Regions from separate parts of the Mus musculus genome. Here region 1 is linked to region 2. The links are chromatin loops, found by intact Hi-C in ENCODE. Cell type or tissue: heart. All regions are shown on one strand. Each heading gives the region's core, and the rest is flanking DNA. Links, peaks and the distances in the headings are about the cores only.

Region 1 (3,484 bases), core at 438-2,937, 140 kb before region 2:
TAAGAAGTCAGCACAGAAGTATGCAAATAGCCCATGTGAATTTATTTCTATTTGCCTTTGCTGGCTAAGTGTGATGTCACCAGATATCTCAAGCTTCTGCCACTTGCCACTTCCCTGAAATGATTAGCTGTAGCCTAGAATTGTAAGCCATATGAGTCTCTCTCATGTAAGTTTCAGGTTGTACCATCAAGTAATGGTAACAATATTAATACTGAAAATGGTAGCAAGAATTAAAAAAAAAAAAAAAAAAAAAAAAAAGAATCAGCACAGGTTCCAAACAATCCATGACTCTCACGAGTCTTTTTCAAGGAAAATGCAGCTGTGCAAATCCAACCAGTGGTTTATTCACAATAAATGATTTTTTTCCTCTGATTTCTTTGTTCAGTCTTTAATAGATTCTAATTCCTGTTGTTGGTGGATATGTTTTATCCTGGAGCAGTTTTATGAAGTTCATTGTACTTACAATCAAACATCTGTGATCTCTTTGGGATTCTTTGTTATTCCCAGAGTCATGCATGACTCCTTCTTTATGAATGTTTGTCTAGGTTCCCATGTCATTAGAGAAACTTAAAGACTTCTCCATCCACTAATGTAGCTACAAAGAAAGGCCAAATCTACATATGATACAGTAGACTTACTTCCTCTAGAAGCAGAGTGGGCTGCCAGCCTGGTCCATATTCATCCATTTTGAAATCCTTATGAGGCAGTTGCTGCATGTTTGGCACAATATTAGAATTAGTAAGAAAGAGCTAAGTTTAACTTTGGTCCCTAGCAAGTTCACAGAAGAGCAAAGAAGTCTTTATGTGAACACAAACACCTGGGGGAACACAAAAAAACACCTCCATCAACACGCTTGCCTGTGAACTGCTACGGACTTGCTGAATGATATTCCCAGCACTCAGTAGCTGAGACAGGAAGAACATGAACTTGAGGCCACCCTGGGCTACCATGTGAGACCTAGTCAGAGAGAGACAGTCAGAAACAGACAGAGACAGAGCGAGTACACAGAAACCATCTCTGTGTTCTAGAAGGACAAAGAAAACTTTAGCTCTTTCTGATTTGAATTTGAAGTAGTTCAGATTAGTCAAGTTATCTCATGCAGTCCTTGAGAAGTCTCAACATTCCATTCCTTAGAGATGAAAGCTGAGTCCATTCCTCAAGACCACAGCATGAACGGGCACGACTCAAACACGATTCTTCACATCTCAAGACTCAAGACTCTCTCCATGATGGGGTTAAAGAGGAAATGTAAGAATGGATTTGGGACTAGTGGTATTTTTCTGTTTGTAAGTAGATTGCTTTCAGGGAAACGCAATATTGTTGATTTATGCCAGGAAGACAGCAATCAGCTGACTACCATTCTACACTCAGGCACACGACGGTAGGGGAGAATGGAATGGGAGTCATTCACAGAGCAGCCTACACAGCTTGCCTAAGGAAATGGGGTGGGGGTGTTCATCATGCCTCCTATAGCTTTCATGAGAAAAGCATAAACCAAGATAGCCTGGATGAGTCTGATCATTAACTATTCTCATCTATTCGTGTCTCCCACTTGAAGCCACAGTCCCCTGGCAGTTGTTCTGGCAGGCACCTCTAGAAATATAAACAGAAGCAATGCTGGTGCCTTGGGAACAAGATACTTGACTTATTAATTTCCATTTCTTCATCTACATTTGGTAAACATATAACTAAGGAAAATGCAGTACTCAAAGCCTATGCATGTGCAATAGGCTTCCTCTTGGTCACCGATTTTCTTTTACCTTTTCCAGTGTGTACCTAGATGAGCAGTACAGTAGTAGCTCAAACATTAAGACCCTGAAAGGTCCACAATTATAGGAAAGCAAACTGGACATATCCCCAAGAAAAGAGATAAACACCACTAAGTAAAATCAATGGCAACTGAGCCTCACCGTATCATGCTACCTTATATGAGTATTGTTTTTTGTCCAAAGTACTCAGATGTACAAACTTTCAGAATGCTTTGATTAAAGACTTAGTGAGCAGCACTGTTGTCTCTCTGCAAAAAAATGAATCAGAGCAGAGCAACCTGCATGGTTTCTTTAAAATATTCTAGATAAGCTTGGGGTTCTCCATCAGGAAGTAGACCTCAGTATTCTGAAAGCAGAGGTATATATTAGGGTAAAATGCCCCCCAGTATTCCACTTTTACTATTCATTAGACTCAGATTAGAGGCAAAATGCCTATGAGAGACTAAGGCCAGCCAACTCCAGTCAGGATGAGTCTTCCCTTGGAGATCAGGGACAAGTATGCATTCTAAATGTGTAAGCTCTTATCATCTTTAACAGCAATGCAATTTCCCTCTTTGTCTCTTTCATACAAACCTGGAGGAAAAGGCTTGCCTGGAGACCTTGAAATGAAAGCCCTGCTCTCAGCTAAGGTCTCTTTGGGGCTTAAGAACTCCATGGGTCTTGTCTTTGCCCAAGCCAAGCTATGAATGGCCCTGTAGCTATTTCCTCCTTCCTCAGACTCCCTAGAAAGCTCTCCTGCAGGCTAAAGCCTTTGAGTTGATATCCCAGCTCAACTTCTCTCCTCTGAATATTATACCTTACATTCATCTAGGCTTCAGTCCTGTACCCAACTCATTCTCTTGGTATCCCAAACTACTGAGGCATCTGCAAAAGAGTTTAGACATAAATAAGTATGCTGGCATCTCCTTCCTTCCCAGCCTCTGCTTCAAACATTATAATCAAAGACTTGCAGCAGGAGAGAAGGCAGAGAGAGAAACGTTGGGGAAAGAAGAAATCAAAAAGGCATGAAATCTGAAATGTCAACTGTAACCTCACTGTAAATAGATCCTGGGAGACTTACCATCAGCAACGCTGGGTCAGATCTGAACACCTGCCCACACAATATACACTAGGGAAACTAGAAAACAAACAAAATGTTCCGAGCAGATTACACAGCTGAGCTTCAGAAATATATGGTGCACAAATAATGGGAGACATTTATTTATTTATTGCTTAATACATACAGTGTTTGGGTGTGGCATATCCTTTATTATTATTATTATTATTCACTGGAAAGGGAGGGGTTGGAGTGTTGTCTCATTTTACAGATGGTAAACACAGTGAGAGAAGTTCCATGCTCACAGCATAGCAAGCACCTAAACCAGGAGTGAAGCCTGGAAGTCCTAACTTTCAAGGTCACATTCTGAACTACGGAGACACTTCCCTCCCTCCGACTTGTTCTATGAAGGTAAAACATTTCAACCAAAATGCTTATCTGGGTTTTAAAATAATTATCTTCAATGCACTTGATACAAACACAAAGAATCATAGTCTCTTTTAAAATGTTACCTAATTGATCTGCTCAGGATATTACCATCAAGTCAATGATTACAAGAATTACATCATTTGTGATTAAGGCAGCTCTCCCTCACAGTCACTCAATATTTATACAACAAACATTTGAGTAACAGGCCTCACTTATGTTTGGCTCCAAGAATCTGGTTGGGAAATACTCA
Region 2 (3,484 bases), core at 322-2,821:
TTTTCTGATTAGATCATAACTAAACATAACTCATTTATTCTAATCTACATTCTGTCACATGGCTGGTTACCTGTGCTCAAGTACCATGTGTCCGTCTCTTCAAAATTTCCCAGGCAAATCTCCCACACCTGGCTCTATCCCAGAATTCTTTCTGCTTCCCAGATGTCCCACCACCTATTTCCTGCCTAAGCCATTGGCCATTGGCTTTTTAATTGACAGGTGGTGTATCCATACAATACACAAGATATTCTCTCTGCAATCAGGTGCCTATTACTCTCTCACTAAACCTAGAGCTAGACTGTCGGCCAATAAGGCTCAAAGATCTTCCCCCAGCACTGGGCTTGCTCACACACCTGGGCTGGCTTTTTACACAGGTGCTGTGGATTTGAACTCAGGTCCTCATGCTTGCATGGCAAGTGCTCTTCTGCCCTAAACTGACATTTTAAACCATCCTGACCTCTGATTTCTTCTGTGGTGCATCTTAGATGCATTGGTGGTAATCTGTATAGGAAGACCGTATACAGATTACTACATCATATTACATTAAATTTTTGTGTAGTGTATGCCAGGGGTGAGGGTCGGTCGGGGAACCTTTTCAAGAGTTGGTTCTATCTACACACCATCTGGGTCTTGGGATGATGGATTTAGGTTTTCAGACTTGAATGCAAGCACCTTTAGCTATGGTGCCACCAGGTCAGAATAAATGGGAGCACAGAGCTGGCAGTAATAGCACACCCCTGTTAGTCGCTAGCAGTTGAGAAATAGACCCTGTGAATCATGAGTTTTAGACTAGTCTGGGCTCCAAAGGGTTGGAGGTCAGCCTGTATTGCACAGTAAGACTCTGTACACTCATACACACCACATCCCTCCATAAACAGTGCAAATGGAGAATAAAAGTCTGTGTTCCCTTTTGAGTTGGCTATAGGCGCCTGCTTCCAATTTTTAATGTCCTTATGGGTTCTTTAATCTCACTTATATAAATGCATTTGGCGGGTGTTTCCCCGCCTCCCCCCCCCCCCAAACCCTTAACTCTACGGGGAGACCACCAAACTGTAGGGGAACTGCAGCAGGTAAAGACCAGCAGCTCCAATAGCTTGCTGGCATTCCTTAAGGTTCATAGCAAGAGTCAATCTCTTCCCTTTTCCCAGCCCCGCCCCGCTCTCCCATCCACCCGCCTCTTCCATTCTCGCCAGGCTTAGTGGGTGCCTGAGTCGGGGTGGGAGGGGAGGAAAGGGAGAGGGAGATTTCAGAGCTCCGCCCAAACCCGCCTCCCAACCCATTCTCCCGGGGACCGCCAGCTTTCCAACCACACTGGCAATGAGCTTTCTTATCCAAAGGAAATCACGTCTTCAGCTGCAAAGTAGGGACCGCGGGGGGGGGGGGGGGGGGACAGCCCGCGTGTTTACTCTCGTTGGCTCTCTCCCGCGCTGCTGCAGGGACGGATTGGCTCTCCCGCTCCCCTGACGCTCACGGGCTCCGCCCCGGAGCGGCCATCTGCTCCTCGTGGGTCCTGGGGTCTCCTCCTGACCCACTCCCTCCGCCCCTCCTCTCGCGCCCCTCCCCGCCCCCACTCCGCCGGGCTCCGCCCCTTCCCCCTCCCGGCGCCTGGGGCTCCGAATCTTCCCCGCGGTTGCCCCGGAGACGAGCCGATACCAGGCAAATAGGCATTGGAGAAAGAAAAGGGGGGAAAGCTGCACGACAGCCTGTTAACAAAGGAGCCACAAAAGCAGCCCCCGAATGTCTGGGAGAAAAAATCCGAAAGCGAACTAGCAATCATCCCAATTTAAAACCGGAGGGAGACGCAGAGGAAGGGGCAAGGTTCCCGTGGGGTGGGTGCACAGATTGCCTTTTGAGCCTTTGGGAATCTCCTGGATGGTGGTGTTGGACCAGCCCAGTTGACTTTTCAAGTTGGAACTGCTAATGAGGGATTCGTGTCCATCCTGGCGGCCGGGTTCTCGGGCCAGTCCAGCAGGCTTCCTTACGGGTGCTAACACGTTGGTTGGCAAGACGCGTTTCGACGAAATATTCCTTCCAGGCGCTCCGTGGAATATGACTTTGGGATTTAATAATGTATCTAAAGGTACTGGACAGGAGATGAAACTTCACGCAACGATGTTCTGCTCAGGGACTGTCAAACAGCACTTGAACAAAGGGTTATTGGCTTGAACCAACTGTCCTTTTCACTCAAAGTGTGACCTATTTCCCTACAATGAACAGAAAGTAACTGTTTGACAATTCCGAGCCAACACTAAGAGAAACGAGCCATTCCCTCGACTGCTTCTCGCCTCCATCGTTCACGTTGCAGTCATTAAATGCAAACGCCGAAAGATGTTTTGGATGTTTTCATGAGCGAGACTAGAGGAATATTTATTAAGTTGCATCCTCTATCCCCTCTCCCTTCCAGATACATTAAATCAACGCCTGGTCTTTCACACACTAAAAGCGTCTGGTACTTCGGTGGCAAGGGCTGTAGCGAACGAGAGAGATATCCTACACACCGCTGTAGAGCTTTGCCTTTAGCCTGGGTTAGACGTGGAGTCTCCAGGGATTTTCTTTCTGTCTCTCAACCTTGCAGGCGATTTCTTCTGAGACTAGGACTCGGTCTTTTAGGATTTCCTCGCTGTTGCCTCTCTTCCAGGAGCACACTTGATGCTGTGCACAGACAAGTTCAAAATGAGAGTCCCTCCGATGTTGGCAGCAGGCTAGGAAAACAACCCGTGTCGACGAGAGTAGCTGCCTCCCAACTGTAAATATGGATTCGTACACTCAAGGCTCGGTCTAGTTTTACCACAGAGGAAAATTAATGATGTCGTTTCTTACAGTGATAACATGCTAGCAAGTTTCGATCTTCTGAAAATGGTCCTCACAATGTTTTGTGGAAAAGTGATCGGTAATTGGAATAGTTGGAGAGACGCGATTTGAGGTGCTCCAAGGACCAATTTCAAAATATTTTATTTCACGCCTCTAGGAGAGAAAGGAACGAGCATGGCTTAGGCTGTTTGCTGTTTTTGCGTTTCCCACATCTGGCCTACAGACCTAATTCCAACTGGAGATCTTGCTAGATGAAATTCGATCTTCGTGGTTTAAATACCTTTCAGTGTGGGACGATTTAACAATTGCAGCAGTTTTTTTAAAAAAAGAAACACCCCCCCCCAAAAAAAAAAATCCTTGCGCACTATCTGTGAAACCCTTATGGAGTGCGGAGGGAAAAAATGCTGCTAGCACACAAATCCTACCCATTGTCTTTAACACTCGTATACACACTTATACACGTAAACACACGGGAAAGATGGGGGAGGGGAGAGAATGGCTAGAGACAGACGCGGATATAGACCGGCAAGAGTCAATGCGAGTCAAGTTAAAGCTTTCTCCGCCCCCATCCATAAGTACCCCCTCCCGCGTTAATTAATTCCAAACAAAGCAAGCCAATCAAGACATGCATTATTATTTTCAGGCCGAGGGAGACGAGAAGCACGTATTTTTT

The links. Hi-C counts contacts between places; a loop is a spot of excess contacts. Peaks named below come from ENCODE experiments on the same cell type or tissue, not always from the same donor. Only the 100,000 strongest peaks of a DNase experiment are listed, where the experiment ranks them.
Region 1: it touches region 2 in a loop (2.0-fold over the local background); 1 of 42 quality-filtered maps calls a loop at or near these places.

Annotation. Positions count from the first base shown.
Region 1 is chr10:37,276,001-37,279,484 of GRCm38, reverse strand. No RefSeq gene overlaps it. Among named protein-coding and RNA genes, the nearest start is that of Gm26535, 42 kb to the left of the region's middle. In heart, for the core only: no CTCF peak of the experiment used is centred there; no DNase peak of the experiment used is centred there.
Region 2 is chr10:37,139,108-37,142,591 of GRCm38, reverse strand. It overlaps 5930403N24Rik (RIKEN cDNA 5930403N24 gene), which reads right to left and starts at 3,060. Exons shown (of 3, transcript NR_166104.1): 1 at 1,847-3,060. In heart, for the core only: no CTCF peak of the experiment used is centred there; DNase peaks (open chromatin) are centred at 1,351 and 2,601; H3K4me3 peaks cover 2,386 bases; H3K27ac peaks cover 2,157 bases.